Linked DNA regions of Homo sapiens: region 2 is linked to region 1. A link is an interaction called in ENCODE POLR2A ChIA-PET data of the cell type or tissue named here. Cell type or tissue: OCI-LY7. All regions are shown on one strand. Each heading gives the region's core, and the rest is flanking DNA. Links, peaks and the distances in the headings are about the cores only. Region 1 overlaps EHMT1 (euchromatic histone lysine methyltransferase 1). Region 2 overlaps EHMT1 (euchromatic histone lysine methyltransferase 1).

Evidence for each region. ChIA-PET counts read pairs that join two places held together with the same protein. Peaks named below come from ENCODE experiments on the same cell type or tissue, not always from the same donor. Only the 100,000 strongest peaks of a DNase experiment are listed, where the experiment ranks them.
Region 2: POLR2A ChIA-PET joins it to region 1 with 5 read pairs; 3 of 35 experiments call an interaction of 5 or more read pairs at or near these places.

The regions. Positions count from the first base shown.
Region 1 is chr9:137,624,024-137,641,209 of GRCh38, forward strand. The region is part of intron 1 of EHMT1 (euchromatic histone lysine methyltransferase 1); the gene reads left to right. It also overlaps the pseudogene SETP5. Among named protein-coding and RNA genes, the nearest start is that of EHMT1, 14 kb to the left of the region's middle. RefSeq lists enhancers at 4,540-4,599, 8,794-9,088. In OCI-LY7, for the core only: no CTCF peak of the experiment used is centred there; DNase peaks (open chromatin) are centred at 6,778, 8,098 and 8,348; H3K4me3 peaks cover 3,082 bases; H3K27ac peaks cover 3,916 bases.
Region 2 is chr9:137,684,655-137,699,874 of GRCh38, forward strand. All of the region lies in intron 1 of EHMT1 (euchromatic histone lysine methyltransferase 1), which reads left to right. It overlaps LOC124902319 (a long non-coding RNA gene), which reads left to right. Exons shown (of 2, transcript XR_007061886.1): 1 at 1-681; 2 at 4,360-4,579. Among named protein-coding and RNA genes, the nearest start is that of EHMT1, 73 kb to the left of the region's middle. RefSeq lists enhancers at 5,251-5,753, 10,879-11,563. In OCI-LY7, for the core only: no CTCF peak of the experiment used is centred there; no DNase peak of the experiment used is centred there; H3K27ac peaks cover 456 bases.

The DNA of each region.
Region 1 (17,186 bases), core at 6,084-10,083:
GAGTCTTACCCTGTTGCCCAGGCTGGAGTACAGTGGCGCCATCTCGGCTTACTGCAACCTCCGTCTCCTGGGCTCAAGTGGTTCTCCTGGCTCAGCCTCCTGAGTAGGTGGCATTAACAGGTGTGTACCATCACGCCCAGATAATTTTTTTGTATTTTTAGTAGAGACGGGGTTTCACCATATTGGCTAGGCTGGTCTTGAACTCCTGACCTTGTGATCTGCCCACCTCAGCCTTTCAAAGTGCTAGGATTACAGGCCAGGCATTAGGCACTATGCCCGGCCTCTTTTTTTTTTTTTTTTTTGAGACATGGTTTCACCCAGTCTGGCATCCAGTTGCCCAGGCTGGCATGCAGTGGTGTGTGATCTTGTCTTTCTGCAACCTGCCCGGTTCAGGCAATTCTCCTGCCTCAGCCTCCCGAGTAGCTGTGATTACAGGTGGGCACCACCACGCCTGGCTAATTTTTGTAATTTTAGTAGAGACAGGGTTTCGCCATATCGGCCAGGCAGGTCTCGAACTCCTGACCTCAAGTAAGTGATCCACCTTCCTCAGCCTCCCAAAGTGCTGGGATTACAGGTTTGAGCCACCATGCCTGGACTCCAGCTGATTTTTGTATTTTTAGTTGGGATGGGGTTTTACCATGTTGGCCAGGCTGGTCTCGAACTCCTGACCTCAAATGATCCATCCGCCTCAGCCTCCCAAAGTGTTGGGATTACAGGCGTGAGCCACTGTTCCCGGCAGTGATTTTTCTGTTTTTGTAGAGACAGGGCCTTGCCATGTTGCCCAGGCTGGTCTTGAACTCGGCCTCCTGAAGTTCTGGGATTAAAGGCATGATCCACCGAGCCTGGCCCAGTTTCATTCTTCTTTTTTTTTTTTTTGAGATGGAGTTTTGCTCTTTTCACCCAGGCTGGAGTGCAGTGACGCGATTGGGTTCACCGCAACCTCCACCTCCTGGGTTCAAGTGATTCTCTTGTCTCAGCCTCCCAAGTAGCTGGGATTACAGGCTCCTGCCACCCCGCCCCGCTAATTTTTGTATTTTCGGTAGAGATGGGGTTTCGCCATATTGGCTGGGCTGGTCTAAAATTCCTGACCTCAGGTGATCCACCCGCCTCAGCCTCCCAAAGTGCTTGGATTCCAGGCGTGGGCCACCTTGCTGGCAAGGCCCAATTTCATTCTTAACCGTTTGCAAGCACTATTCCCTTGCCGAACCTTTAGGATCGTTGCATCCGTGATTTTCCTAATATTTATCATGCGTTTAGTGCTAGCCTTTTGTTATGTATTATGCAGGTGCCTAAGTAGCTGTGAAATCTGAAGATTGACACCCTTTCATTATAGGAGGTTTTTTGTTGTTGTTGTTGTTGTTGGAGAGAGACAGTCTCACTATGTTGCTCAGGCTGGTCTTGAACTCCTGGGCTCAAGCAAGCCTCTTGCCTCAGCTTCCAAGTAGCTGGGACTACAGGCACGTGCTACCATGCCTGGCTAATTTTTGTATTTTTAGTAGAGATGGGGTTTTGTCATGTTGACCAGTTTGGTCTCACATTCCTGACCTCAAGTGATCTGCCCGCCTCGGCCTCCCAAAGTGCTGGGATTACCTGTGTGAGCCACCGTGTGTGGCCGACAGTTTATTCTTTACTGTTTTCTCTGTGTTCTCCTTTTCCGTTTCCTTTAGTTGAATGTTGGACTTCCTGTATTTAGTTTTCTGATTTTAAGTATATTTTCTTGTCATGTCTTGGTCTTGTTCTATTTTGGGGGAGCATTTTTGACCACTTCTCAATTTTTTTAATCGAATTTTTAACTTCAGTTGTTATTTATATATATATTTTTTGTTTTGTTTTGTTTTTGTTTTTTTTTGAGACGAAGTTTTGCTCTTGTTGCCCAGGCTGGAGTGCAGTGGGGCGATCTCGGCTCACTGCAACCTCTGCCTCCCGGGTTCAAGTGATTCTCCTGCCTCAGCCTCTCGAGTAGCTGGAATCACAGGCATGCACCACCAAGCCTGGCTAATTTTGTATTTTTTTTTTTTTTTTTAGTAGAGTTGGGGTTTCTGCATGTTGGTCAGGCTGGTCTCAAACTCCTGACCTCAGGTGATCCACCCGCCTTGGCCTCCCAAAGTGCTGAGATTACAGGCGTGAGCCACCACGCCTGGCCCAGTTGTTATATTTTTATATTCTTTACTGTTTTCTATTCTTTTTAGTATCTCCTGTTCTTGTTTTATATATATAGTATCTTTGCTTATTTATTTTAATTACAATTAAAATTTTAAAATTACAGTTAAAGTTATTAAAAAACTATTTAAAAAATGTCTCAGCCTGTGCAACACAGCAAGACCCTAAAATCTGGGACTTCCAGCATGCACCACCATGACCAGCTGGTGCGTGCCTGAAATCCCAGCTACTCAGGAGGCTGAGGCAGGAGGATTGCTTGAGTCCGGGAGGTTGAGGCTGCAGTGAGCCATGATCACACCACTGCACTCCAGCCTGGGTGACAGAGTGAGAGAGACTGTCTCTAACCAAAAAAAAAAAAAAAAAAGTTGTTTCCTTCATTTTTTGTGTTTTCCCTGCATTCGTTCCTCTTTGCTGTCTTATCTCTTAGTCTTTCTTCTATGATGTAACCTTTCCTTTAGTGTCTCATTGTCTTTGGCCATTTTGCCGTGTTGCGAATAAAGCACTCACCATGGAAAGCTGAGTGCTGGGGGCTTGTTTATTTGTTGCCTTCACTGTAGGGTGATGGTTGGCTGCTGCTGTTTTGTTGGCTCTCTTGCAGAATTTTTTTTTTTTTTTTTTTGAGACAGAGTTTTGCTCTTGTTGCCCAGGCTGGAGTGCAGTGGCGTGATCTCTGCTCACTGTAATCTCTGCATCCTAGGTTCGAGCAATTCTGCCTCAGTCCCACAGGTAGCTGGGATTACAGGCGTGCACTACCACACCTGGTTAATTTTGTTTTTGTTTTTGTTTTGTTTTGAGACGGAGTCTCGCTTTGTTGCCTAGGCTGGAGTGCAGTGGCCCCATCTCAGCTCACTGTGACCTCCATCTCCCAGGTTCAAGCGCTTCTCCTGCCTTCGCACCCCCTAGTAGCTGGGATTATAGGCGTGCGCCACCACGCTCGGCTAATTTTTGTATTTTTGGTAGAGACAGGGTTTCACCATGTTGGCCAGGCTGGTCTCAAACTGCTGACCTCAGGTGACCCACCCCCCTTGCCTCCCAAAGTGCTAGGATTGTAGGCATGAACCACCATGCCTGGCCATTTTTTTTTTTTTTTTTTTTTTGAGATGGCATCTCTTTCTGTCACCCACGCTGGAGTGCAATGGCGTGATCTTGGCTCACTGCAACCTCCACCTCCCGGGTTCAAACGATTCTCTTACCTCAGCCTCCCAAGTAGCTGGGATTACAGGTGCGCACCACCACTCCGGGATAATTTTTTTGTATATTTAGTAGAAACGGGGTTTCACCATGTTGGTCAGGCTGGTCTCAAACCCCTGATCTCAGGTGATTTGCCCACCTCAGCCTCCCAAAATGCTGGGATGACAGGCGTGAGCCGCTGCGCCCGTGATTTGCCCACCTCAGCCTCCCAAAATGCTGGGATGACAGGCGTGAGCCGCCGCGCCCGGCCCTTTTGCAGAGGTTCTGTCTGCTGGTTTGGTTTTCTTGAAGGATCCCTCAATTTCTTGCCTTGCTGGTATAAGCTGGATTTTTTTTTTTTTTTGAGACAGAGTCTTGGTCTTGTCGCCCAGGCTGGAGTGCAGTGGTGTGATCTCGGCTCACTGCAACCTCTGCCTCCTGGGTTCAAGCAATTCTCCTGCCTCATTACCCCCCCACCCCCAAGTAGCTGGGATTATAGTTGTGCACCACCACGTGTGGCTACTTTTTGTATTTTTAGTAGAGAGGGAGTTTCGCCATGTTGGCCAGGCTGGTCTTGAACTTCTGACCTCAAGTGATCCACCCTCCTGGGTCTCCCAAAATAATGGGATTACAGGTGTGAGCCACCATGCCCGGCCATTTTTGGTGGACCTTTTTATGGGGCTAAACGTCTGGTGTCTTGTGGCTACAGAAGACCAGTACTTGCTTGAGGAGGAGACCTGAGAGGTCAGCTGTTCTCAGGTGGAGTTTTGCCCGCATTCCCCTTTGTAGTTGCAGGCATCACCCCCATTGTCCCCACCCTTCTGTGTTTTCTGGGGTCAGTCTGCCAGCTGCTCAGCTGCAACTCCTTTATTTAAGTTTCTCCTTCCTCTACTCTGTGGGATAGGTTAGCTCTCCTCTACCTCTCTGTCTTCCTATTTGTGTTCTATTTAGGGATTTCACATGTCTTGGGGTTTATGTGTCTCTTTCCTGCTTTTCTTGTCTTTGATTGATTTTTGCTAAGAGAAGAGAGGATCAGAATCAATTTTTCTTTTTTTAAAATTACTTAAACATTTAATTTTTAATTACACAATATAATTTATAAAACATTTTGTAGAGATGGAGTCTCACTGTGTTGCCCAGGCCGATCTCCAACTGGGCTCAGGCGATTCTCCCGCTTTGGCCTCTGAAAGTGTTAGGATCACAGGCGTGAACTGCTGTGGCTGGCCTGAGAAGCATTTTCCATAAATCTTGAGAAGCAGATTCTTCCGTAAACTAGAAGCACAGCTGTCCTATGAAAAGGGCTGCCTGTCTTCGGATCTTACTATGTCAGTTGTTGGTTGTGGTCGGAAGGTTCTGGAGTCATAGTAAGGGCCAGCAAGGGTGATGTTTGTGCCTCAGCTCTAATGTCGAAAAGAGCGTCTGTGGCTACCTTAGTTGCTGGAGATCCCACACGTGGCCAGAGCCAGAGGTGGGGCTAGAGCCCTGGTTTCCTTCTTCTGCTTCCTGTCATGTGCTGAAAGAGCTGTGTAGGTTTGACCACATTTTATTGAGTTTTTCTTTGAAAATAATTTGGCTTATAAGAATCATGTTTTGGATTCTTTAGGAACTTTATTTTTTTTTTCAATCATTTCATTGGATTAAGCATGGTTGATGGATTACTTTATCCTAAGGTAAGTGGGCAGTTTGATTTTAAGTTGCTCACTCAGCAAACCAGGTAGGGAATAGTTATTTGCTTTTGTATTTTTTTTTTTTTTTTGAGATGGAGTTTCGCTCTCGTTGCCCAGGCTGGAGTGCAGTGGTGCAATCTTGGCTCACTGGAACCTCCGCCTCCCAGGTTCAAGCGATTCTCCAGCCTCAGCCTCCCGAGTAGCTGGGATTACAGGCGCCCACCACCATGCCTGGCTAATTTTGTATTTTTAGTAGAGATGGGATTTCTCTATGTTCGTCAGGCTGGTCTCAAACTCGTGACCTCAGGTGATCTGCCTGCCTCGGCCTCCCAAAGTGTTGGGATTACCGGCGTGAGCCACCACACCTGGCCAGTTTTTTTGTTGTTGTTGTTAAATGGAGTCTCGCTCTGTTGCCCAGGCTGGAGTGCAGTGGCGTGATCTCGGCTCACTGCAAGCTCCGCCTCCTGGGTTCTCGCCATTCTTCTGCCTCAGTCTCCCAAGTAGCTGGGACTACAGGCGCCCACCACCATGCCTAGCTAATTTTTTGTATTTTTAGTAGAGACAGGGTTTCACTGTGTTAGCCAGGATGGTCTCGCTCTCCTGACCTCGTGATCTGCCCGCCTCTGCCTCCCAAAGTGCTGAGGTTACAGGCATGAGCCATCGCACCTGGTCCAGTTTTTTGTATTTTTAGTAGAAACGGGGTTTCACCATGTTAGCCAGGCTGGTCTCGAACTCCTGACCTCAGGTGATCCGCCCACCTCGGCCTCCCAAAGTGCTGGGATTATAGGCATGAGCCACCGCACCCGGCTGAGAATAGTTATTAGAGCCCAGTTAATTTGGCCTATGGCAGGTATGATATAGAAAGCATTACTTCCAGGACTGAGAATTCTCCTTTCTTACTGTTTTGCTTCTCTTTAACTTTTAATATTTTCATGTATTAAAAAAAAATCTGATGATTTTGGATTTTGAAAAACAAAGCTAAAGTGGCTGCTATAACTCTTCAGAGGTAGCATTTCCTTTGAAATGGAGTCTCTTGGATAAGAGGCCACTTTCCCAGGAACATCACTGTGAGCTGCTGTTTCATTCTGGAAAAGCTTGTGGATTTCTTTCTGTATTCTAGTTGTAATAGGCTGGTTCTGATCACAGTATATTTAAGATGCTGTTTTGAGCACTTTCTGTTTATGCAGTGCAATTCTAGGTATTTGTAAGAGGACATACAAAGTTTTGAGATTGATCCCTGATGTTACAAAATTTAATAATAGAACAGAGCAAATATTACTGAGTAGGAAATGAGAGTCAGTTAAAAGTAAACAAGAAGAGGCTGCTGGATGGCCACAATTGCTGCGGCCACATGTGTGGGGAAAAGTTCCTTGAGGAAGATGAGTTAGTCTAGGTCTTTTTTTTCCTTTAACAGCTTCTTGTCCAACACATAGTCTAGGTCTTAAAGGATGTGAGACATGAATTGGCATGAGAAGGTGGACAAAGTGTACATTAACAAAAATTAGGCATTTTAGCAAATTTAGAAATCAAACCTAGAAACCTCAGGATGCCATATATTTGTCATCTGTTTTTTTCCTGATCCTCGTGAGTGTATGTGTTTTTATTTAAAATTGGTGGTAATCAGTGATTATGTGCCGTTGTACTTCCTCTGTCCCGTATTGTCTGACGTGCATTCGTATCTTCAGTGTTTTTGGTAGCTGCATGGTGTGTGACATAGAAAAGTCCCAGTTTCCTCGACTGTGATTTGGGTGAGGTCTGTATCCTTTGGTGCACAGTGGAATTACAAGGTCAGAAGGGGATAGTGGCATGAGATGAAGCTGGAGAGGCAGGGCAAGGTTATCCAGGGCCTTGTTACCATGGTAACAAGTTGGGAAGTTTCATAACCACTGTAGACAGTCCTTGAAGATTTTAGGCATGGAATGATACTTTAAAAAGATGACCCTGGCTGCTGTGTGGAGAGCGGAAGTAGGGGGCCAGTGAGCAGGCTTGGCTTGAGTGGTATGGGTTAGTCATGATATAGGTGTTTAGATTTAATTTTTTGAGCATATAGGACAGTTACATGGTTCAAAATTGAAAAAGTATGGCCGTGTGTGGTGGCTTATGCCTGTAATCCCACCACTTTGGGAGGCCGAGGCGGGTGGATTGATCACCTGACGTCAGAAGTTCAAGAGCAGCCTGGCCAACATTGGTGGAACCCTGTCTCTAATAAAAATATAAAAAAATTAGCCGGGCGTGATGGCGGGCGCCTGTAATCCCAGCTACTCGGGAGGCTGAGGCAGGAGAATCGCTTGAACCCGGGAGGTGGAGGTTGCAGTGACCTGAGATCGTGCCATTGGACTCCAGCCTGGGTAACAAGAGTGAACCTCTGTCTTGGAAAAAAAATAAAAATAAAAATAAAATAAAATTGAAAAAGTACCTCCCTAGCCACTAGTTCTTCTCTTGGCAGGTCACCAGTATTTAATTACTGTGCATATTTCATGATGTTTATGAATATACAGTCATGTGGCACTTAAGGACATTTTGGTCCGTGGCAGACCACATACATGAAGGTGGTCCCCTAAGATTAGAATGAAGGTCAGGCGTGGTGGCTCACACCTGTAATCCCAGCACTTTGAGAGGCTGAGGCAGGAGGATCACTTGAGCCCAGGAGTTCAAGATCAGCCTGGACAACATAATGAGACCCTGTCTCTACAAAAAATAATGAAAAATTAGTTGGGCATTGTGGTGTGTGCCTGTAGACCCAGCTACTCCGGGAGGCTGAGGTGGGGAGAGTTGTTTGACCAGGAGGTCAAGGCTGCAGTGAACCGTGTTGGTGCCACTGCACTTCAGTCTGGGCAGCAGAGTGAGACCCTGTCTCAAAAAAAGAAAAAAAAGATTATAATAGAGGCTAGAAATTCTTACTGCCTAATCACGTCGTGGGCATTGCTTTGTAGTAGGGTAGTGCACTGCCTTTTCTGTGTTCAGACGCACATGTGTCATTGTGTTGCACTTACCTGCAGTAACGCGCTGTGCAGGTTTATAGCCTGGAAGCCATGGGCTACACCACACAGCCTAGATGTGTAATAGGTTTGCAGAAGTGCACTCTTTGACGTTTGCACAGTGATGAAATCACCTGATGACGCATATCTCCGAATGTATCCCCCTCATTCAGCGTCACTTAGATGCAGTAGATGTTACTGTCCTGTCGAGGGGTTCGATGACTTTACCATGTAGCTGGTATATGTTAGAGCTGGCTCTGCCCTGGGCTAGGATGGTGCAGTAGAATGGTGTTCGTTCCAGGGTTGGGGGAGGGTTGGGAAGGAATCACAGAAGGCACTTGAAAGGTGCAGGTGGGAGTAAGTCAACCTTTCAGCCCCAGTTCCCCTTGAAAATGCAGAGGCGAATGCATGAAGACGTAGTCTGAGTTGTGCTCTTTTTTTTGTTTTTGTTTTTGAGATGGGGTTTCACTGTGTTGCCCAGGTTGGTCTTAAACTCCTGGGCTCGAGCAGTCCTCCCGCCTCAGCCTCCCGAGTAGCTGGGATTACAGATGCGTGCCACCACACCTAGGTAATTTTTGTATTTTTGGTAGAGACAGGGTTTCACAATGTTACCCAGGCTGGTCTCGAGCTCTTGGACTCAAGCCATCTGCCTGCCTTGGCCTCCTACGGTGCTGGGATTACAGGCGTGAGCCACTGTGCCCAGCCTAGACCACTTTTTAGGGATTACAGGCGTGAGCCACTGTGCCCGGCCTAGACCACTTCTTCAAGCATTTAATGACTGTTCCTTTGATCATATTCCTGGGTATAGCATCACACGGGGCAGGTTGCTAACCTAGGTGGGCTGATGGAGCTGTGGAGACCATGCTAATGATTCTCGTCCTTGCAATAAGGGCAGTAGGAGGGTTTCAAGGCAGGGAGTGACCTCATCAGGTTTGCGTGTTAGGCTCTGGCTTCCTTCCTGGTCTTCCTGCTGCTGTGTGAAGAACGGATTGTAGACGGATGGCAGTGGAGGCAGCAAACGCAGTCCTCAGGGAGTGGGTGGTCACCGGTTATGTGGCAGATGAGGAGGGCACAAGGATGACTTGTGGGACTAGGCCGGAGCCAAATGCTGGGTTCTCTGCTTGAACGGAAGGGTGGGTGGCCGTGCCATTCACCCGGACAGGGAAGGCATGCTCAGGTCAGCTCTGGGGTGGTTTATTCCAGGGGTGGCAAACTCTTTCTGAGCAGGCTGGATAGTATTTCAGACTCATGCACCAAGAAGCAAAATCAAGGATAACTCCACAAATTTTTGTTGACAAAGATCAAAATATAATTGACTACTTTTTTTTTTTTTGTAATACAGATCTACTGATTAGAAGAACAGAATTTTTGGGGGGATAACATTTTGCTTAATTGGGGTTCAATGTTAATGTTCCCCATCATAAAAATTACTGGAGCTGTTCATCTGTTAAGTGCTTACTGTGACACAGTTTTCTGTTTCATCTTTGAAAATGTCTTCACACCGATAGCTGTTGCCATATTCCAGTATCAGTCCAGGAGCAGATGATTTATTTTTATTGAGATGTAATTCATTTACTATAAAATTCACATTTTAAAATGTGCACCTCAGTGGGGTTCTTTGGTATGTCTGGAGTGGTCCAACCATTACCACTACTTCCAGATCATTCCGTCATTACCACTACTTCCAGATCATTCCGTCACCCCAAAAAGAAACCTCATACCCATTAGCAGGACTTCCCTAATCCTCCCTCCCCGACCCCCGACACTGCTCTACTTTTTTGCAAATATTTTTTCTCATTCTGTGGGCTGTCTTTTCACTTTCTAATTTTTTTTTTTTTTTTTGAGACAGTCTCGCTCTTGTCGCCTAGGCTGGAGTGCAATCTAGTCTCACTGCAACCTCCGCCTCCCGGGTTCAAGCGATTCCCCTGCCTCAGCCTCCTGAGAAGCTGGGATTACAGGTGCGCACCAGCACGCCGGCTTATTTTTGTATTTTTAGTAGAGTCAGGGTTTCACCATGTTGTTCAGGCTGGTCTTGAACTCCTGACTTCAAGTGATCCACCTGCCTCGGCCTCTCAAAGTGCTGGGATTATAGGCATGAGCCACTGTGCCCGGCCTAATTTTTATTTTCTTGATGCCTTCCTTTGAAGCACAGATGTTTTTAATTTTTGATGAAATCCACCTTCTTGTTTTCCAGTTGGTTTCTTTGCTTTTGTTGTCGTGTCTGATTGCCCAATCCAAACCAGGGAGTTTATGTTTCCTTGGAAAATTTGCATAGTTTTAGCTCTTACATTTAAGTCTTTGATCCGTTTTGACTTAATTTTTGTATATGATGTTAGGTAGGATCCAGGCTTCATTCTTTTCATGTACAGTTGGCTCAGCAGCGTTTGTTGAAAAGACCATGCTTTCCCCATTGAATTGCCTGGCCATCGTTTTTGAAAATCAGTTGAACATAAATGTGATGGTTAATTTCTGGGTTCTCAGTTCTATTCCGTTGATGTATATGTCTGTCCTAATGCGAGCATTGTTGCAGCAGTGTAATAAGTTTTGTAATGAGGAAATGTGAGTCCTTCAACTTTGTCTTTTTCATGATTGGGTCCCTTGCATTTTCTTTCATTTCTTTTCTTTTCTTTTCTTTTCTTTTTTTTCAAGATTGGGTCCCTTGCTTGCTTGCTTGCTTGCTTTTTCTTTCTTTTCTTTCTTTCTTCTTTCTTTTTTTTTTTTTTTGACAGAGTCTCTCTCTATCGCCCAGGCTGGAGTGCCGTGGTGCGATCTCAGCTCACTGCAACCTCTGCCTTCCAGGTTCACGCCATTCTCCTGCCTCAGCTTCCCGAGTAGCTGGGACTACAGGCGCCCCCACCATGCCCAGCTAATTTTTTTTTTTTTTTTTTTTTTTTTGTATTTTTAGTAGAGATGGGGTTTCACCATATTAGCCAGGATGGTCTCGATCTCCTGACCTCGTGATCCGCCGGCCTCGGCCTCCCAAAGTGCTGGGATTACAGGTGTGAGCCACTGCGCCCGGCTGTCACTTGGATTTTCGTATGAGTTTTAGGATCTTGTTGTCAATATCTGCAAAAAAGCCTTTCAGGATCTTGAAAGGGATTGTGTTGAATATGTAGATCAGTTTAGGATATCGCCATCTTAATAGCAAGTCTTCCAATTGGGGAACACCGGATGCTTGTCCATTTATTTAGGTCTTCTATTTTATTTTATTTTATTTATTTATTTTGAGACAGAGTCTTGCACTGTCACCTGGGCTGGAGTGCAGTGGCGTGATCTCGGGTCACTGCAACCTCCGCCTCCTGAATTCAAGCCATTCTCCTGCCTAAGCCTCTCGACTAGCTAGGATTACAGGCACCCATCGCCACGCCCAGCTAATTTTTTTTTTTTAATGTATTTTTGGTAGAGACGGAGTTTCACCATGTTGGACAGGCTGGTCTTGAACTTCTGACCTCGTGATTCGCCCTCCTTGGCCTCCCAAAGTGTTGGGATTACAGGCATGAACCACTGCGCTCGGCCTTCAGTTTTCTTTAACATTTTCAGAGCTGGGCGCGGTGGCTCACGCCTGTAATCCCAGCACTTTGGGAGGCCGAGGTGGGTGGATCACGAGGTCAGGAGATCGAGACCATCCTGGCTAACATGGTGAAACCCCGTCTCTACTAAAAATACAAAAAATTAGTGGGACGTGGTGGCGGGCGCCTGTAGTTCCAGCTACTCGGGAGGCTGAGGCAGGAGAATGGCATGAACCTGGGAGGCGGAGCTTGCAGTGAGCTGAGATGGTGCCACTGCTCTCCAGCCTGGGCGACAGAGCGAGACTGTCTCAAAAAACAAAACAAAACAAAAAACAATATTTTAATGTATAAGTTTTGTAGTTATTTCTTACAAGTATTTTATTCTTTTTGATGCTTTTATAAATAGAATTAAAAAAAATTTTTTTTTTTTGAGATGGGGAGTCTTGCTCTGTCGCCCAGGCTAGAGTGCAGTGGTACGATCTCGGTTCACTGCAACCTCCGCCTCCTGGGTTCAAGCAGTTCTCCTGCCTCAGCCTCCTGAGTAGTTGGGATTACAGGTGCATGCCACCACGCCTTGCTAATTTTTGTATTTTTAGTAGAGATGGGGTTTCACCATTTTGGCCAGGCTGATCTTGAACTCCTGACCTCAGGATCCACCCACCTCCAGCTCCCAGAGTGCTGGGATTATAGGCGTGAGCCACCATGCCCAGCCACATTTCATTTTTAGATTGCAATTGTATAGACATAAAATTGATTTTTATATATTGGATCTTGTATCCTGCAACTTTGCTGAATTTTTTTTGGTGTGGATTCCTTGGGATTTTCTATATATAGGATTATGTCATTTGGGAATAGAGTTGTAGTTCTTCCTTTTAAATCTGGACACTTTTTTGTCCTTCCCTAATTGCCCTGGCTAGTAAAATGTTGAATAGAAGTGGTGAAAGCTGACATTCCCATCTTCATTCCTGTTTTTAGAGGAAAGCTTTTAGTTTTTCACCATTAGGTATGATATTAGCTATGAGTTTTTCCATAGATGCCCTTTACTAGATTGAGGAATTCCCTTTTATTTCTAGCTTGTTGAGTGTTTTCATTATAAAGGGGTTTTGGATTTTGTCAAATGTTTGTCTCTATCTGTTGACATGATTATGTAGTTTTTTTCCTTTATTGATATGGTGTCTTACATAGATTTTCATATGCTCAACCAGCCCTGCGTTTCTGCCCTAAATCCATTTGGGTATGTTATCTAATCCTTTTTAAATCTTGTTGAGTTTGATTTGCTAGTATTTTGTTGGGGATTGTTGCATCTTTGTTCATAAGTGGTATTATGTTGGTCTGTAGGTACCTCTTTTTAAAAAAAATTTATTATTTTTTTTTGAGACAGTTTCACTCTTTTTTTTTTTTTTTTTTTGAGACAGAGTTTCGCTCTGTCGCCCAGGCTGGAGTGCAGTGGCGCGATGTCAGCTCACTGCAAGCTCTGCCTCCTGGGTTCACGCCATTCTCCCGCCTCAGCCTCCTGAGTGGCTGGGACTACAGGCACCTGCTACCACGCCTGGCTATTTTTTTGTATTTTTAGTAGAGATGGGATTTCACTGTGTTAGTCAGGATGGTCTCGATCTCCTGACCTCGTGATCTGCCCGTCTCCACCTCCCAAAGTGCTGGGATTACAGGCGTGAGCCACCGCACCAAGCCCAGAGTTTTACTGTTGTTGCCCAGGCTGGAGTGCAGTGGTGCAATCTTGGCTCACCACAGCCTCCGCCTCCTGGGTTCAAGTGAATCTCCTGCCTCAGCCTCCCGAGTAGCTGGGATTACAGGCATGCTCCACCATGCCAGGCTAATTTTGTATTTTTAGTAGAGATGGGATTTTGCCATGTTGGCCAGGCTCGTCTTGAACTCCTGACCTCAGGTGATCCGCCTGCCTTGGCCTCCCAAAATGCTGGGATTACAGGTGTGAGCCACTGCACCTGGCCTAAAAAAATTTTTTAATTTTATTTTAGATAGGTGGTCTTGCTCTGTGGCCCTGCTGGAGTGCAGTGGTGCCATCATGGCTCACTTCAGTCTTGAACTCCTGAGCTCAAGTGATCCTCCTACTTCAGCCTCCTGAGTAGCTGGGACTACAGGCAAGTGCCTGTCGTTTTCTGTGTGTTATCTTTGTGTATTTGGTGCAAAGGTAATACTGGCTTCGTAGAATGAGTTGGGAAGTGTATTTCCCTCTTCCGTTTTTGGGAAGAGTTTGTGAAGCACTGGTTATCACGCCTTTAAATGTTTGGTATAATTCACCTGCGAAGCCATCTGGATCTTGGCTTTTCTTTGTTGGAAGCTTTAAAAATTATTAATTTCCTTATTTGTTCTAGGTGTGTAGGTTTTCTGTTTATTCCTGAGTTATCTTTGTTGTTGTGGGTCTTTCTGAGAATTTGTTCATGGCATCCAGGTTATCTAGTTTCCGGTATGCAGTTGCTCGTATGTTCCCTGTGACCATTTTTATTTCTGTCAGGGCTTGTGTTCCCCTTTGACGCTAATAAATTTTGGTAAGTGGGGTCATTTTTCTCTTTTTCTTGGTCATTCTAGCTAAAGTTTTGTGAATTATGTTGAATTTTTCAGAGAAGCAACTTTTTTTTTTTTTTAAGATGGAGTCTCGCCCTTTTGCCCAGGCTGGAGTGCAGTGGTGCGATCTCGGCTCACTGCAAGCTCCGCCTCCTGGGTTCAAGCAATTCTCCTGCCTCTGCCTCCTGAATAGTTGGGAATATAGGCGTGCGCCACCATGCCCAGCTAATTTTTTGCATTTTTAGGAGACGGAGTTTCACCATGTTGGCTGTGCTGGTCTCGCGCTCCTGACCTCAGGTGATCCACCCACCTCAGCCTCCCAAGTAGCTGAGATTACAGGCACCCGCCACCACGCCCGGCTAATTTTTGTATTTTTAGTAGAGATGATGTCTCACCATGTTGGCCGAGGTGGTCTCAAACTCCTGACTTCAAATGATCCACCCGCCTTGGCCTCCCAAAGTGTTGGGATTGCAGGCATGAGCCACTGCACCCGGCCTAGTTTTTTACTAGTTTCTTAATGCTTTTAGCTATGTTATAGAATAAATTGCATTCCCCTAAAAAATATGTTGAAGTCCTAAACCCCATACTTCAGAATTTGACCTTATTTGGAAATAGGGTCATTGCAGATTAGTTAAGATGAAATCATAGTTGAGTAGGGTAGGCCTCTAATCCAGTATGACTTACGTGTCCTCATAAAAAAAAAAGGATGCCTTGTGAACACAGACATGCACAGAAGGAAGACAGCATGCGGACACACAGGGAGAAGTGGCGCATGACTGGGGTGATGCTTCCATAAGCCAAGGAGTGTCAGGGACGGCCAGCAGACCCCAGAGCCTGGCCGAGGCAGGGGATGGCACTCCAAAGCCATTACAGACCACAAGGCCTACTGACACCTTCATTGTGGACTTCCAGCCTTCAGAACTTCGAGACCATACATTTCTATTGTTACATGTGTCCTAGGAAAAAACAGGCTGCTTCCTATAAATGTTGATATGTTGTATTTTCATTTTTATTCAGTTCAGAATATTTTCTATTTTCCCTTGTGACTTTAGAAGTGTGTCATTTAATTTCTAAATATTTAGGTATTTCCTGGATTTCTTTGTTTTGTTGATTTCTAATGTAATTCCTGTATGGTCAGAATTATACTTTGTATAGTTTCAGTGTGTTTAATTTGTTAGATTAAAAAAAAAATCCCGTATTATATTCTGTCCTGGGGAATGTTTCATCAGTGCTTGAAAATAATGTGCATTATGAATTTATTAGGTGGAATGTTCCCTATATGTCAGATTGAATTGGTTGATAGTATTAAGTCTTCCTTATTCTTTCTCATTTTCTTTCTAGTTCTATTAGTTATTGAGAGTAGAGTATGAGATCTACAGTACTGTCGAATTTTACATTTTCACTTTCAGTTCTGTTGGTTTTTGCCTCGTGTTTTGAGACTATGTTATCTTGCGTGTGTTTATAGTTGTTACATCTGCCTGGGTGTTTTGACACTTCTCTCATTATGAAATGTCCCTCTTTGTCTCTATAAATGTTTTTGTTTTAAAGTCTATTTTGTCTGATGTCAGTATAGCCACTTCAGTTTTTTTATGGTTTATTTTTGCATACTATATCTTTTTCTGGCCTTTTAATCTCTTTGTATCTTCAATCGAAGGGATGTCTCTTACAGTCCTTTCCATCTGAGATCGGATCTTGTAGATTCAGCAGTTGAATCATATATATGTATTTTTCTTACCTGATAGAAGAGATTTTATTTTTAAAGTGTCACCTTAGACTGCAAGGATGTCTGTTGTACCTCCCCATTAATCAGCCAGAGGAGGAGCTGTGATATCAGAATGCCCACTCAACCCACCAGACATTTGAGACCCACCCTTTGCTGGCCTTCTGTAACCTTATTTATTTAGAGACGGAGTCTCGCTCTTGTTGCCCAGGCTGGAGTGCAATGGCGCGATCTTGGCTCACCGTAACCTCTGCCTCCCGGGTTCGAGTGATTGTCCTGCCTCTGCCTCCCGAGTAGCTAGGATTACAGGCATGTGCCACTGTGCCCGGCTAAGTTTTATATTTTTAGTAGAGATGGGGTTTCGCTGTGTTGGCCAGGCTGTTCTTGAACTCCTGAACTCAGGTGATCCGCCTGCCTCGGCCTCCCAAAGTGCTGGGATTACGGGTGTGAGCCACCGTGCCTGGCCTGTAACCTTATTTTTTAAAGCTTTTAATTTTAATTTTTGTTTTGTTTTATTTTTGTGTGTTTTAGAGACCTGGTCTTGCTGTTACCCTGGCTGGAGTGCAGTGGCGTGATCATAGCTCACTGCAGCCTTGACCCTGGGCTCAAGCAGTCCTCCCACCTTGGCTTCCTGATCAGCTGGGACCACTGGCATCTGCCACTATGTCCAGCTAATTTTTAAATTTTTTGTAAAGATGGGGTCTTCCTATGTTGCTCAGGCTGGTTTTGAACTCCTGGCCTCAAGTGATCCTCCCATCTTGGTCTCCCAAAGTGCTAGGATTACAGGTGTGCACCCCTGTGCCTGGTCTGAAATTTTCTTTTTTTAATCAAGAGCAAGTAGATACATGTTTTCTCTGAGCCCAATATGCAGAGAAGGAAAAAATGCTAGAATTCTCTGCATTATAGGGGCCTGGCGCCCTTTAGCTTCCAACAGTGCAAAGGGGGCAGAAAGTTGTTCTTTTTTCCATAGAACATGGTGATGTTGATTCCATACAAGTTTGTTGAGATAGGAAGGGATAAAAATGAGTTTGAAACAGAAAGAGGTAGAGATTCTTTTCACATTTTATTCTCCTCAAGGTATTTCCCCCCCAGATAAGTTGAGATCCACGGTGTAGACAAAAGAGACCTCAAGAACTGGGTGAGCACAAGAGGGAAAAAGCAAGACTGCACCTTGCTCCCGGGAACTGGAGACAGCTTTAAAAAAGGAAGGTTCTAATCCATGTGTGTTCTATTAGTTATCTTCTCCTTATCCCGTTCCTCATCAGTGTCTTCCAGTTCCTCCTCCTCATCATCTTCGTCTTCTCCTTCTTTATCATCCATATTGGGAACCAAGGAGCACTGTGATGAATTTGGCCAAGTATGGTCTTTGCTGACCTCTCCTAACTCATCTGCACCTGCGTCAGAATGGCCAGTAAACCAGGTGAAGAACCTGTCTGGTTCC
Region 2 (15,220 bases), core at 4,344-8,343, 59 kb after region 1:
CTAATTTTTTCAATTTTTGGTAGAAACAGGGTTTTACCACTTTGCCCAGGCTGCTCTCGAACTCCTGAGCTCAGGCGATCTCCACCTCAGCCTCCCAACGTGCTGGGATTGTAGGCATGAGCCACCATACCCAGCGTACAAAGCCATTCTTTTACTGAATTATGATATAACTAGTCAACGTCAGGAAGTTTATATGTATGTTTAAAATATATATGTGGTATTTTGCTATGTCCTGTTTTTTTACTCCACAAGTTATTATTTTCTGATTTGAATTACTGCATATACATTGTATTTTTCCTTTTAAAGGAGTCTTTTCTAATAATTGCATTGGTCTCATAGCCACAAATTAAAGAAATTTATGATTGCATCTGTAAGGTTTGTTTGTATACCTCTAAATCTTTTTTCCCCTTGCTGGTTTTTTTATTGTGATAAAGTATACTTAACATAAATTTTACTACTTTAGCCATTTCTAAGTGTGCTATTAAGTGGCATTAAGTACCTTCACAGTGTTGCATAACAACCATTGTAACCGTCATCAGTCTGTTTCCAAAACATTTTCATCACCCCAAGCAGAAACTCTGTATCCATTAAACAGTAACTTCTCTTATCTTCCTCCTCCCAGCTCCTGGTAACCCCTGATAGACTTTTTGTCTCTGAATTTGCTTAAACCCGATATTTCATGTAAGTGGAATTATACAATATTTGTCCTTTTGTGTCTGGCTTATGTCATGTAGCATAAGGTTTTCAAGATTCACCCAGGTTGTAGCAGGTATCAGAACCCATTCCTGGATATATACTGTGTTTTGTTTATTCATTCATCTGTTAATGGGCACATGAGTTTTTTCCTATCTTCTGGCTCTTGTGAATAATGCTGCTTCGAACATGTATATGCGAGTATCTGTTTTCAGTTCTTTGGGGTATATACCTAGGAGTGGAATTGCTGGATCATGTGGTACTTCTGTGTTTAACTTCCCGAGGTCAAACTGATAAGCAGTTTTTCATGGTAGCTCCATCATTTTGTGTTTCCATTAGCAATACATGAGGGTTCAGATTTCTCTACTCCTCACCAACACTTTTTGCTGTCCATTTTGTTGATTGTAGCTATCCTAGTGGGAGCAACGTGGTATGTCATTGTGGTTTTGACTTACATTTCTGCAATGCATAATGAATGATGTTGGCCATCTTTTCATGTATTTATTGGCTGTTTGCATATCTTTGGAGAAATGTTTATTCAGATCTTTTGCCCATTTTGGAATTTGTCTTTTTATTGCGTTGTAAGATTATTCATTTATTTAGTCAGTCAGTCAGTCACGGGATCTCACTGTGTTGCCCAGGCTGGTCTCCAGCCCCTGGACTCAGGTGGCACTCCCAGTTCAGTCTCCTGAGTAGCTGGATTACAGGTGTGAGCCACTGTGCCAGGCTTGGAAGAGTTCTTTATATTTTCCAGATACTGGGCCCTTACCAGATACATGATTTGGAAGTATTTTCTCTCGTTCCTTAAGTTGTCTTTTTATTTCTTGATGGTGTCCTTTGCAGCACAGATGTTTTTAGTTTTGATGACGTCCAATTTATCTGTTTTTTCTTTGGTTGCTTGTGCTTTTGGTGTGATAATTTAAGAAATTGTTGCCTAACTCAAGGTTGTGAAGACTTACCCCTGTGTTTTCTTGTAAGAGTTTTATAGTTTTATCTCATATTTGTTTTTTTTATCTATTTTGAGGCAGTTTTAAAAATTTTTTTAATTTTTTTATTTTTTGAGGCAGGGTCTCGCTCAGTCACCTAGGCTGGAGTGCAGTGGTGCAATCACAGCTCACTCTAGCCCTGACCTCTGGGGCTCAGGCATTCCTTTCACCTCAGCCTCCTGAGTAGCTGGGACCACAGGTGTGCACCCCCATCCCCGGCTAGTTTTTGTATTTTTTGTAGAGACCAGGGTTTGCCATGTTGCCCATGCTGATCTGGAACTCCTGGCCTCAAGCTACTTGGCCTCCAAGAGTGCTGGGATTAGAGGTGTGAGCCACTGTGCCCAGCTGAGTCAATTTTTATACATGGCATGAGGTAGGGGTCCAACCTCATTCTTTCTTTTTTTTTTTTTTTTTTGAGATGGAGTCTCGCTCTGTCACCCAGGCTAGAGTGCAGTGGCGTGATCTCGGCTCGCTACAAGCTCTGCCTCCCGGGTTCATGCCATTCTCCTGCCTCAGCCTCCCGAGTAGCTGGGACTACGGGCGCCCGCCACCGCGCCCAGCTAATTTTTTGTATTTTTAGTAGAGACGGGGTTTCACCATGTAGCCAGGATGGTCTTGATCTCCTGGCCTCATGATCCACCCGCCTCGGCCTCCCAAAGTGCTGGAATTACAGGCATGAGCCACCGCGCTGGCCCCAACTTCATTCTTTTGCATGTGGTAATCCAGTTGCCCCAGCAACATAGTTGATAGGTCTTCCTTATCAAATTCATGGTCTGTTCTTGTCAAATATCGATATACTGTAAAGGTATGGGCTTATTTCTAGGTTCATAATTCAATCCCATTGATGTGTGTATCTGACTTTTTGCCAGTAACACACTGTCCTGATTATTGTAGCTGTGTATTAAATGGGAAAATGTGAGTCCTCCAGCTGTATCCTTCTTTTTCCAATTGTTTTGGCTCTCTTGACCCTCTGAATTTCCTTATGAATTTTAGGATCAGCTTATCATTTTCTGCAACAATAACAGCAGCAAAGCCAGTTGAGATTGTACTTGGGGCTGCATTGGGTCAGTTTAGGTAGAGTTTAGGTGGAGGAGTTGAGGTAGAGTTGAGGTAGAGAGTTGAGGTAGAGTTCAGGTAGAGAGTTTAGGTGGAGGAGTTTAGGTAGAGTTCAGGTAGAGTTTAGGTAGTGCTGTTGCCTGAGTGTTTGTGTTCCCCCCAAAACCAAGGTGTTAGTGTTAGCAGGGGAGGCTTTTGGGAGGTGCTTTTGTCATGAGGCAGAGTTTTCATGAATGGGATTAGTGCCTTAGAAAAGAGGCTTGGGAGAGACTCCTACCCGTCACGCGAGGACACGGCAAGAAGATGGCAGGCCATGAGCCCGGAAATGAGAGCCTGGCCACACGCTGAATTTGCCAGCACCTTGATCTTGGATTTCCGAGCCTCCAGAACTTAAACAAATAAATTTCTGTTGGGTCTGTGCCACCCACATGAAGGCAGTTTGTTATAATAGCCTGAAAGGATAAAGTCAGAGCACGTCATCGTGTCACCGTCTTCACGGTGTGGTCTCTGATCCTTCAACATGGGGCGTCTTTCTATTTAATTGAAACTTCTTTGATTTCTTTCAACTATGTTTTGTAGTTTCATTGTACAAGCTTGAACTTGTTTTGATAAATTTATTTCTTTAGTATTCTTTTTGGTTTGGAATTTTTTTTAGATGGAGTCTTACTCTGTTGCCCAGGCTGGAGTGCAGTGGCACAATCTCGGCTCACTCCAACCTCTGCCTCCTGGGTTCAAGTGATTCTTCTGCCTCAGCCTCCCAAGTAACTGGGATTACAAGCATGCGCCACCACGCCTGGCTAATTTTTGTATTTTTAGTAGAGACAGGGGTTCACCATGTTGGCCAGGCTGGTCTCGAACTCCTAACCTCTAGTGATCTGCCTGCCTCGGCCTTCCAAAGTGCTGGGATTATAAGAGTGAGCCATTGTGCCCAGCGTGGAACTGTTCTTGAAATTTCATTTTTATATTCTTCATTGGTAGTTTATATAAACTCGGTTCATTTTCATGTGTTCATCTCATACCTTGCCACGCTGCTGGACTCTTTATCCCACACTGGGCCGTGGCCGGCTGCCAGCGCTGCACCCCTCCTCCTCAGAGCACATGGAGGGCCACACTGATGCCTGTGCTTGCTGGAGGCTCTTGAAATGATCACTTGGGAAGAATAAGCATATCTGCTTTATTGTGAAGAGAAATATCAATGTAGAGCATTTGTACTGTCTAAATGAGATTTTAAAAAGGGATAGTTTTATAATATTATGGAAATACTTAGAAAATAAAATTTTAATAGATTGTCCAACCGCTATCCACTTGATTACCATCACTTAGCAGTGCGTTTTGTGTATTCTCATGCACACGTTTGTATTTGTCATGAGTGATGAGTTTGCTTCTGCGTTCTCCTCGGTTGGTGTCATATCACTGCATGGACAGCAGGTGTGTGAAGGTTTGTGTCATCCACCGAGTCTGCCCTGACTGAACTGGTCACATCCGCGGATGGCCGTGGTGACCTCTTCTGAGCTCTGATCTGCTATTGTGGATGTCTTTGTACAAGAGGAAGTGACTGTCCTGATGGGAGTGGTGAGCTGCTGCAGGAGTGACTGACAGTGACTGCTTGTTCTCCATCCCCCAGGAGTGACTGACAGTGACCGCTTGTTCTGCATCCCCCAGGAGTGACTGTGACTGCTTGTTCTCCATCCCCCAGGAGTGACTGATTGTGACTACTTGTTCTCCATTCCCCTTTTTACACTGGAAAGGATTTTATTTTCAATTACAAAAGAAGTCTCTATGTATAATCTTATTGTGGAAAAAAATCAAACATTGCAAATAAAGCTACAGTTTTCTTTGGTCAATGGATCCCACCTCCTCCTCAGAAATACATTGTATGTGAGTTTGGTATGTGTCCTTCAGGAGTATTTTTGTGCGTGTTCATAGATAATTGAGCTGTGTGCTATTGTTTTTGTGAGTATGTACTTTTTAACATTATGAAATTGCATTCTATGTGTTGGTTGACATTTTTTTCACTTTTAAAAAATTGACACGGCCGGGTGCGGTGGCTCATGCTGTTAATCCCAGCACTTTGGGAGGCGGAGGTGGGTGGATCATGAGGTCAGGAGTTCAAGACCAGCCTGGCCAACATGGTGAAACCCTGTCTCTACTAAAAATACAAAAATTAGCCGGGTGCAGTGGTGCACACCTGTAATCCCAGCTACTCAGGAGGCTGAGGCAGGAGATTGGCTTGAACCTGGGAGACAGAGGTTGCAGTGAGCTGAGATTGCGCCACTGCACTCCAGTCTGGGTGACAGAGCAAGACTCCGTCTCAAAAGAAAAAGAAAAGGACACATAACAGATGTACACATTTTTTTGGGTACCTGCGATTGTCATTTGATGTGTGAATAAAGAGCTAAGGAGGGTGAGAGAGATAAGCTGCATAGACATCTGGGAGGAAGGGGCTCCAGGTGGGAATGACTGCAGTTGTGGGGGCCAGCTCCTGGGCAGGTGCCCACCATGTTGGCTGCTGTGCCTGGCGTGGAGTAGACGCGTGGAGATGAGGCCGAGGAACTCTGGTCAGTCGTGGTGAACAGAAGCAGTGCACGCATAGGCTCTCAGAAAGAACTTGCCTCTTATTCCGAGCAAGATGGGAAGCCACTAGAATGTTTTAAACAGAGGACTGGTGCATGATCTGACTTACATTTTAATGGGATTTACTATGTTAAGACCCAAGGTGACGTGGGGAAAACTGTGAGAGATGAGATGGCAGGCAGTGTTGCTGGTGTGAGAAGTGATGGGATTTCTCATGTATTTTGAAGGCGGAGACTAGATTTGCCGATGGACGTCATGTAGAATTTGGAAGTGAGGAATGCAGGGTGACTTACTCTTGTGTATTTGCTTTTCTATTTCACAGTATTTCATAGAGCTCTTCCCATGTCAGTACATAGAGATCAACTTTATGAGCTGTTGCATAATAATCAGACAGCAGGAGGCTGAGCTTAGCGGCTCATGCTGTCATCCCAGCGCTTTGAGAGGCCGAAGTGGGAAGATTGCTTGAGCCCAGGAGTTCAAGACTGCAGTGAGCTGTGATTGCCTCACTGCACTCCCGCCTGGGTGGCAGTGAGACCCTGTCTCAAAAAAAAAAAAAAAAAAAAATTACAGACTAGATGTCGAAGAATATATCTTGTTTCTTGTTTATTTTATTTTATTTTTTTTGAGACAGAGTCTTGCTGTGTCGCCCAGGCTGGAGTGCAGTGGCGCGATCTCGGCTCACTGCAACCTCTGCCTCCCGGGTTCAAGTGATTCTCCTGCCTTAGCCTCCCAAGTAGCTGGGATTACAGGCGTGTGCCACCACACCCAGCCCTCTCCTTTAAACATTCCCGTGTTGGTGGTCATTGTGATCATCACTTGTGTATGTTGCTGTTACAAATTGCACTGCTGCTTTAAACAGCATCATATATTCTTCCACATGTACATGTCCAAGAGTGTTTCTAGATAAGCACCATGAAGTTAAGGTGCTGGGTCATACAGAGAGGACTCATTTAAACATGTTTTAAAATTATGACAACATATACATAACATAAAATTCACCATCTTAACCATTTTTAAGTATAAAGCTCAGTATTGTTAAGTATATTCACATTGTGCTGCTGTTACCACCATCCAGCTCCAGAACTTTTTCATCATTTCAAGCTGAAACTCTGTCTCCATTAAATGCCAAGTCTCCATTCCTCCCTCCCCTCAGCTCTTGGCACCCACCTTTCTATTTCCTGTCTCTAAGACTTGGACTATCTAGGGACCTTACACAAGTGGACCATACAGTATTTATCTTTTGTGCTTGGCTCATTTCTCATAGCATAATGTCCTTAAGGTTCATCTGTGTTATAGGATGTGTCTGAATTTCCTTCCTTTTTAAGGCTGAATAGTATATATGTAATTATATATATATATATAAAATATATTTTTTTTTCTTAAAATTTTTTTTTTGTAGAGACAGAGTTTCTCTGTGTTGCCTAGTCTGGTCTCGAATTCCTGAGCTCAAGTGATCTGCCCGCCTCAGCCTCCCAAAGTGCTGAGATTACAGGCTTGAGCCACCGCGCCCAGCCGTAATGTTCTGTTGTATGAATGGACTACATTTTGTTTGTCCATTAGTGGATGTCCGTTGATGGACACTTGGGTTGCTTCCACCCCTTGGCTATTGCAAGCAATGCTGTTGTGAACATGGTGTGTAAATATCTCTTTGAGACCCTGCTTTCAATTGCTAGGTCATATGGTAATTCTATTTTTGATGTGTTGAGGAACCGCCATACTGTTTCCCATAGCAACCGCACCATTTTGCATTCTCACTAGCAGCACGCAAGGGTTCCAGCTTCTCCACGTCCTTGCCAGCACTTGTAAGGGTCCATCTCTTTGATGACAGTCTCTCCTGGGTGTGAAGTGGCCTCTTGTGCTTGGTACACTTGCCTGGCTCTTGGCTCCCGCCCACATGCGAAGCGCCCTGTCTCCCCTGGGCAGGGACTGGGCCCTGTGTTTCCTGGCCCTGGTTCTCTCATTTCCTTCCTCTTTTAATAGAGGACCTTTTGAGAGTGTTCTCTTTCCCTGAAATATAAATGAAGTGCAGTTTACTAAAAATTCACAGGATATTCCTGATTGTATTGAAGTGCAAAACAGGCAGAACTAATGAGAAGGGTGATGTGTGTAAGAATTTGGAAATGGTATAGGATGAGAATCATACACAACACCAGCCAGTATCAGGCAAGGTTCCAGAACACCACTGGGGAAGGGGCTCCTTCAGCGCTGATGAAGAACGTTTACGTGCACCTGTGGATCTTTCACATGGCATGTCGTCACTAGATGGTGTTTTTCTTTTTTTTCTTTTCTTTCTTTCTTTCTTTCTTTTTTTTTTTTTTTGAGACAGAGCCTCACTCTGTTGTCCAGGCTGGAGTGCAGTGGTGTGATCTTAGCTCACTGCAACCTCCGCCTCCTGGGTTCAAGCAATTCTCCTGCCTCAGCCTCCCAAGTAGCTGGGATTGCAGGCGTGCACCACCGCGCCGGGCTAGTGTTTGTATTTTTAGTGGAAACGGGGTTTCGCTGTGTTGGCCAGGCCCGATCTCGAACTCCTGACCTCAGGTGATCCACCCACCTCAGCCTCCCAAAGTGCTGGTATTACAGACGTGAGCCACCGAGCCCGGCCTCAGATGGTGTTTTTCCATCAACTTTTTCTTTTTACTTAGAAAGGAGTTTTTAAAACCATAAAAAGTGAGAAAACTCTCTTTTAGACGTTGATATCTTCCATGTGTGGGAGGAGCTAGATGATCTGCGCGCTGGTCAGAAGCACGTTGCATGGTGTGTGTGTGTCGGACGGCAGTGAACAATGCTCAGGCGCCTGCTCCAGCCCTGGTGAAGCCATCATGCTCCAGTGCGCAGTGTCTGTTGCTGCTGGGTGTGGGAGCACCAAGGAAGAGACCTGGGCAGGAGCTGACTTCAGAGCCGGCTGAGGAGGGGTGAACACGTGCGGGCAGTGGTAGGGTGTCTTTTGGAAAAAAGGGACAATCAGAAGCCTGAGAGTCCGGGGTGGATGTGGCCACAAGGGTTGTCCTTGGAATCGGCTGGACGGCACCTCTGCCTGCCTCACCTGGGGGCTTTGGACCCTTTGGCGAATGGGCACAGCAGAGGTTTTCAGCATGGCAATAATAAGACTTTTTAGAAAGGAAAAGTGTAGTGGGTGGATGGAAAGAGCAGGTTAATTGTTAAACTCGTAGGGGAGATGGGCTGAGGGCCGGAGCCACAGCGTGGAGTTGGAGACGCACAGTGAGGCCGGGCTAAGGGGACTGGACTTGTTTTTGAACAGTTCAAGTTAGCGGGTATCTAACAAGCAGTGACTGATGTCTTCCATGTGGCAGATACTAAACACTTTAATTTTATATTTATTAAATATATTGAATAATATTAGAGCTGATAATCAATTCAGAACTTAGGCATCACCCACAGTCCTGAGTCCTGCAGCCCCCGCATAGCCTGCTGAACTGGTTTTGTAGTTAGTTGTTCCCATTTTACTGCAGAGGAAACGGGCACAGAGAGGTTAAGAAACCAAGGTTACGCATCTCATTAATGACAGAGCTGGGATTCGAATCTAGCCAGTCTATCAAGCTTTGCCTGTCACTTACCCACCACGCAGTGGTGCAGGACGCTGGCCGATACCCCCCACACAGTGGCACAGGACGCTGGCCGATACCCCCCACACAGTGGCTCAGGACGCTGGCCGATACCCCCCACACAGTGGCGCAGGACGCTGGCCGATACCCCCCACACAGTGGCTCAGGACGCTGGCCGATACCCCCCACACAGTGGCTCAGGACGCTGGCCGATACCCCCCACACAGTGGCGCAGGACGCTGGCCGATACCCCCCACACAGTGGCGCAGGACGCTGGCCGATACCCCCCACACAGTGGCTCAGGACGCTGGCCGATACCCCCCACACAGTGGCTCAGGACGCTGGCCGATACCCCCCACACAGTGGCTCAGGACGCTGGCCGATACCCCCCACACAGTGGCTCAGGACGCTGGCCGATACCCCCCACACAGTGGCGCAGGACGCTGGCCGATACCCCCCACACAGTGGCGCAGGACGCTGGCCAATACCCACCAGGCGATGGTGCTGGACGCTGGCCGATACCCCCCACACAGTGGCTCAGGACGCTGGCCGATACCCCCCACACAGTGGCTCAGGACGCTGGCCGATACCCCCACACAGTGGCGCAGGACGCTGGCCGATACCCCCACACAGGGGCGCAGGACGCTGGCCGATACCCACCAGGCAATGGTGCTGGACGCTGGCCGATACCCCCCACACAGTGGCACAGGACGCTGGCCGATACCCCCACACAGTGGCGCAGGACGCTGGCCGATACCCCCACACAGTGGCGCAGGACGCTAACCGATACCCCCCACACAGTGGCGCAGGACGCTGGCCGATACCCACCAGGCGATGGTGCTGGACTCTGGCCGATACCCCCCACACAGTGGCACAGGACACTGGCCGATACCCACCATGCGGTGGCGCAGGACGCTGGGACTGGAGGAGGCGCACAGCTGAGGCCGGCTCCGTGCCCTTCTTCCTGCCTGTGAGGCAGTCTCGTTGGTCGGCAGTCTTGTTGGTCAGCAACCTTGTGGTTTCTGATAGGTTCCATGAATTTTCATCTTAATTTGCTCCATATTAAACTCAGGGAAGGAGTAGATGTTTTCCAGTTTCACTTGGGCGGGTAGAGGCTGTAAGTCTCCACAGGGCTGTGCTCTGAGCCATGTGCCAGTCAGCAGCCCAACCATGGTGGAGACGCGCCTAGCACACAGGCAGGAGCTGTTAGCAGGAGGCTGGCGAGCAGGTGATCAGGCGCGAGGCCTCGGGGTGCCCTTGACCCGGCGAATCTCCTGGAAGGCAGGCCATCAGCTCGGCAGGCCCAGGAATTTGATGTTGCAGGTAAACCAGATTGTCAGAATTGTACTCTCGGTCTTGAAGGAGATGGTAGATAAACTAGAGCATCAGCATATTAGTGGCGGTAAGAACGGCAAGTAGCCGTTTCCAGCTTGACTGCCCTTAGAGCACATACCCTCTGACCTCACACTCACCAGTTATGTCAAGGCACCCGTTCTGGTCATGGCTACTTTTTGGTTTTGGACCTGAAAGACTCTAAACAGACAGGTTTTGGCTGATGGGAATTTGGAGTTTTTGGGGTTTTTGCAGGCAGGTGCTCACACCCTGGGCACCTGGATTACCGGCCGCCCGGCCCTGTGTGCCTCCCCTCGGCACGTGTTTCTTCTGTAAGGAGCACTTAGACTGCTCACGTTCCTGGTTTGCTGATCTTCTCTGTTGGTCCAGTTCCCTGAGGGTACAGACTACAGCCGTTGAGCCTAGGCCTTGGTGGCAGGTGAGCCCCAGAGCTTGGATTGCTGTGAGATCTGTGTGTCGGGCCTGTGCTGGGAGCATGGACGGAGCCCTGGAGCTGGGGTTTGCTCTGACCCCTGCTGGCGAGGGGAAGAAGGTCAGGACAAAGAGCATTGCTTTCCTTGTCTCCCGCCAGGGACTGCACTGCCCTGAAACTCGGTGGCTGAAACAACAATCATCATTTGTTATCCCTTTGAGGGGACAGGAATTCAGACGGCACAGAGGAGATGACTTTATTTTGGTCAATGAGTCTCAGCTGGAAGACTCGAACATGGGGGTGGTGTTAGTGTGGGCTGCGTCCTTCCACATCTGGTGGCCAGTGCTAGTTAGTGGGTTCTTGGCTAGGGCACCCATGTGTGGCCTCCCGGGTGGCGTGGGCCCCTCACACACAGTGGCTAGGCAGCACAGAGCAAGCTAGCAAGGCAGAGCTGGGTTGAGGCCGCCGTCTGTGTCATGGGCTGCCACTTCAGCCACATACTTCAGGTCCACCCAGGCAAAGGAGGGGGATACCGACCCACCTCTCGATGGTGGAGTCTCAGAGTACTGCTGGAGGCACATGAGGGACTGGCAGATATTTGCACTGGTTTTGCCATCTTTGGACAAATGCCATAGCCGAAAGAACTGGACAAAGGCAGTAGTAGGGACGGGGCCACCTTTGATTGTCTTTCTTTGCAGAGAGGCTCAATCAAGGGTTAAGCAGCAGATGGAAAGGGAATCTGTCCTGATATTTTAAAATCCCTTAAATGTAATTTCTGGGGCTACTTTGGATATTAATTGTTTTTTTCCAAATTTAGGAACCAACTCTCCTTTTTCTGCCAAGGGAAAAAACAAAAAGACAAAAGAGGGAAAAGAAAATCTCTCAGATATTGAAAGGATTCATTCTTTTTCTCTCCACCCCTTTCGATAATTAGCTGGTGAAATTGGTATGTGGAAAATGGTTTAAAATTAGGGGGCGGGTAGAGAGTGCTCTTCATCTCACGAGTTTCCTGGACCGAAGTTGCTTCCCATCTTGGAGAAGCCGTTTGGCATTTAAAGTTCCTTCTTGCTGCTGTTACAGTTCCCAAGGAGAAGACAAGTCTCTCTTCCAGATCCTGGGCTTTCCTAAAGCAGAAGGGAGCAAATGGCAGATTGGAATGTGACATTTTTCTTATTTTGACTAGAATAAAGAAAAATCTCCACTGTTAGGTAGAGAAGGCAGTCTTTTGTGTTGGTTGTTGTGAAATGACGTTTTTAAATGTTGATAGCGTGTAGGATAGTCCAGTGGACCAATGTATTTTCTTGAGGGGGAGAAGGACCTTCCTTCTAATAGTCTCCCCCAGGTTGTGAAAGGCAAACATCAAGTTCAACTGTAGAATCACGAAGATAAGTTTAAAGAGACCGCACAAGGGTTTTTCCTTCCATTTTCTTCATGTCTTGCCGTCATGGGGGTATCTTCAAAGCTCGGGTAGGTAATATGTGAAAGTTGACACACCCCTCCCAAAACACAAATGGCAAGGTGGAAGTGTGTAGAGGCCATGCTGGGAAGAATACCAGATCAGTTCCAGGGGAGCATGCCTGCGTCTTCCTTCCTTTCCTCCTGAGCTTGTGTGCTTCTCACTTGTAGTTGTGCCTTCTGGTACTTCTGACCCAGAGGCACAGGACCCCAGAGCAGACCACAGAGCTGGCCCTGTGAAAACAGTGCAGAGACTGGGTGTGGGGACTCACACCTGTGATCCCAGCACTCTGGGAGGCTGAGGCGGGCGGATCGCTTGAGGTCAGGAGTTAGAGACCAGCCCGGCCAATGTGGTAAAACCCTGTCTCTACTAAAAGTGCAAAAATTAGCTGGGCATGTTGGCATGCACTTGTAATCCCAGCTACTTGGGAGGCTGAGGCAGGAGAATCATGTGAACCTGGGAGGCAGAGGTTGTAGTGAGCCGAGATGGTGCCACTGCACGCCAGCCTGGATGACAGAGTTTGTCTGTTTCAAAACAAACAAACAACCAGTGCAGAGTTTGAGATCCATGTGCCTGATTGTTTTAGCACTTGACCTCCATGTTTCTGTGGGGGTCTCTGGTTCCAGGGCAGGCACTCCTGGAGCTCATTTGCCCTGAGGGAGATCCTGCTCTGCCCACTGGGATCGGCCGGCCTGGCCTTGTGCTCACTGCACACAGGGTCATACAGTTTACCTAGCATACTGTTTGAAGATTTTTTTGAAGCGGTTTTAAATTTCTGGTAACTTTAAAGATTTTTCTTTTAGCCTCATGTAGAAGGACACTTTTTGTGGTTAAAATCTTACTGTTGAGATTAGAAATTTTTCCTTTGGATCATTTACATTATATTTGGTAAGTTAGAGTGAATATGTTGATAGAATATTCATTTCCAAAGTAGTTTTTATTCTTGCATCCTTGTAAAATAAAGCCAAATTACAAGAAGTCTTCAGTAATTTGTTTAGTCTAAGAAAAGAACAAAGCTTTCTGGAAAAATGAGCAAAAGAACCCTGAGATAAGATGATTATATTTTCTCCCCGTTAAGTTTTCCGTTCAGATGATTCTATCCATACAGCTCCTTTTTTGTAGTTTGACTTTTTGAGTAAAATGTGATTGCATATTCTGGTCCAAAGGGAGGATGGCACTGTTGTGAGGGCAGCGTGTGAGGGCGGCGTGGCTCGCGGAGGCCTCACTCCCCACTGTTGTGAGGGCAGCGTGTGAGGGCGGTGTGGCTCGCGGAGGCCTCAATCCCCACTGTCGTGAGGGCAGCGTGTGAGGGCGGCGTGGCTCGCGGAGGCCTCACTCCCTGGCTTTCACTCCAGCCTCCTGGTAGCATGCAGAGACACAGTGTGGAAACGGAGGCCACTGTCACAAGCGCTGAGGAGGATCATTATTACTGGTTTGTTGACAAAACGTGGACGCATTTTGTCTTATCCAGCATGTTGTAGAAAAGCAGGGATTGCCGTGGAAACTCCACACTTTGACTAGGAAAAGAAATGATCACTTCTGAGGTAACTGTGATGTAGATGTATTATTGTAGACATGGTAAACTACCTTATTAATCTTCACCTCATGGTGGTATTGACTGGGCGGATTGTAAAATGCCATTGTTTGCTCTGTCTTTGATAAACATGAAGGATCAGGTGTCATCTCTTTAGTGGGTGAGAAAGTCTCTGGAAGACCATTGAAGCTGCCTAACACCAGGTATCGCTGAAAGGATTTTTAAAGCTAGTGAGCAGGTTGCCAGGTTGTTCAAAGGTAGAGTGGGCAGGGAGGTGGCTGGCTATCCCCAGGGCCCAGATGCAGATGGGCAGGGGTCCTTCCTGCCAGCCTGGAACCTTAGGTGCACCCTCAGTCTGTTTCAGGGTCAGGCAGGGCCTAGGTTTACCAGCAGCCATGAAACCATTGAGTCTTTTCTTCATGACATACCAGTGGCCAGTGTCGCAGTCAACACAGTTCCATTGGTTCTTTTTCCTATCTCTTTAAAATTTAAATTTATAAAATTATTTAAATATTTTTATGGGCTTGTCTTTGAATAATTTTAACAGAGATTATCCAAAATATGTCTAGTCCTTATTTGTCTTTGAATTTTAGGAATCTTATAAAGGGCAGTGTCTCAGTTTCTATGATCTTTCCCCCACTATACATTGTTTATTTAAAAAAAAAAAAGTCAGTAGTTTGGTAGAAATTGATGGGGCAGGAGGCCACGCACTGGGAACCTCACCTGCAGGGTGCAGGGTGTGCCCTATTCTTCGCCTGTGGGGGATGGTGCCTCATCTCTTAGGTGGGCTGCTGGTGCAGGTGCGGCTGAGGAGGCTCCACAGGAGCAGGCATTTGAACCCTGAAGGCGCGCTGCCGTCTTCTCTGGAAAGGTGATGCTGAGCTCTTCACAAAAGTTTAATAATTTATACTGTAGGTATAATAGAAATTGTCTTTTAAAAAAGCATCTAACATCTAATGTAGTAAAGTTAAGGTTAACTGTTATGACACATTATATTGGATGCATGGTCATTTCGTATTAAATGACAATGGAGAGGTGTCTATTTGTAGATGAAAAATAATGTTGTCCTGTCAGCCACAAGAAGGAAATTAATTCAGTTAAAAATGTTGGGCCAGGCATGGTGGCTCACACCTGTAATCCCAGCACTTTGGGAGGCCGAAGTGGGCAGATCACTCGAGGTCAGGAGTTTGAGACCAGTCTGGCTAATGTGATGAAACCCCGTCTCTACTAAAAATACAAAAATTAGCCAGGCTCTAATTGCCATGCGCCTATAATCCCAGCTACTTGGGAGGCTGAGGCAAGAGAATCGCTTGAGCCCAGGAGGCGGAGGTTATAGTGAGTCGAGATTGCGCCACTGCATTCCAGCCTGGGTGACAGAGCAAGACTCTGTCTCAAAAAAAAAAAAAAAGAGAAAAAGATGTTGGCCTGGCACAGTGGTACATGCCTGTAGTCCCACCTATGGAAGGCCTAAGTGGGAGGATCTCTTGAGCCCAGGAGTTGGAGGTTGCAGTGAGCTGTGGTTGCACCACTGCACTCCAGCCTGGGTGACAGAACAAGACCCTGTTTCTAAAAATGAATGAACAAGCAAATATG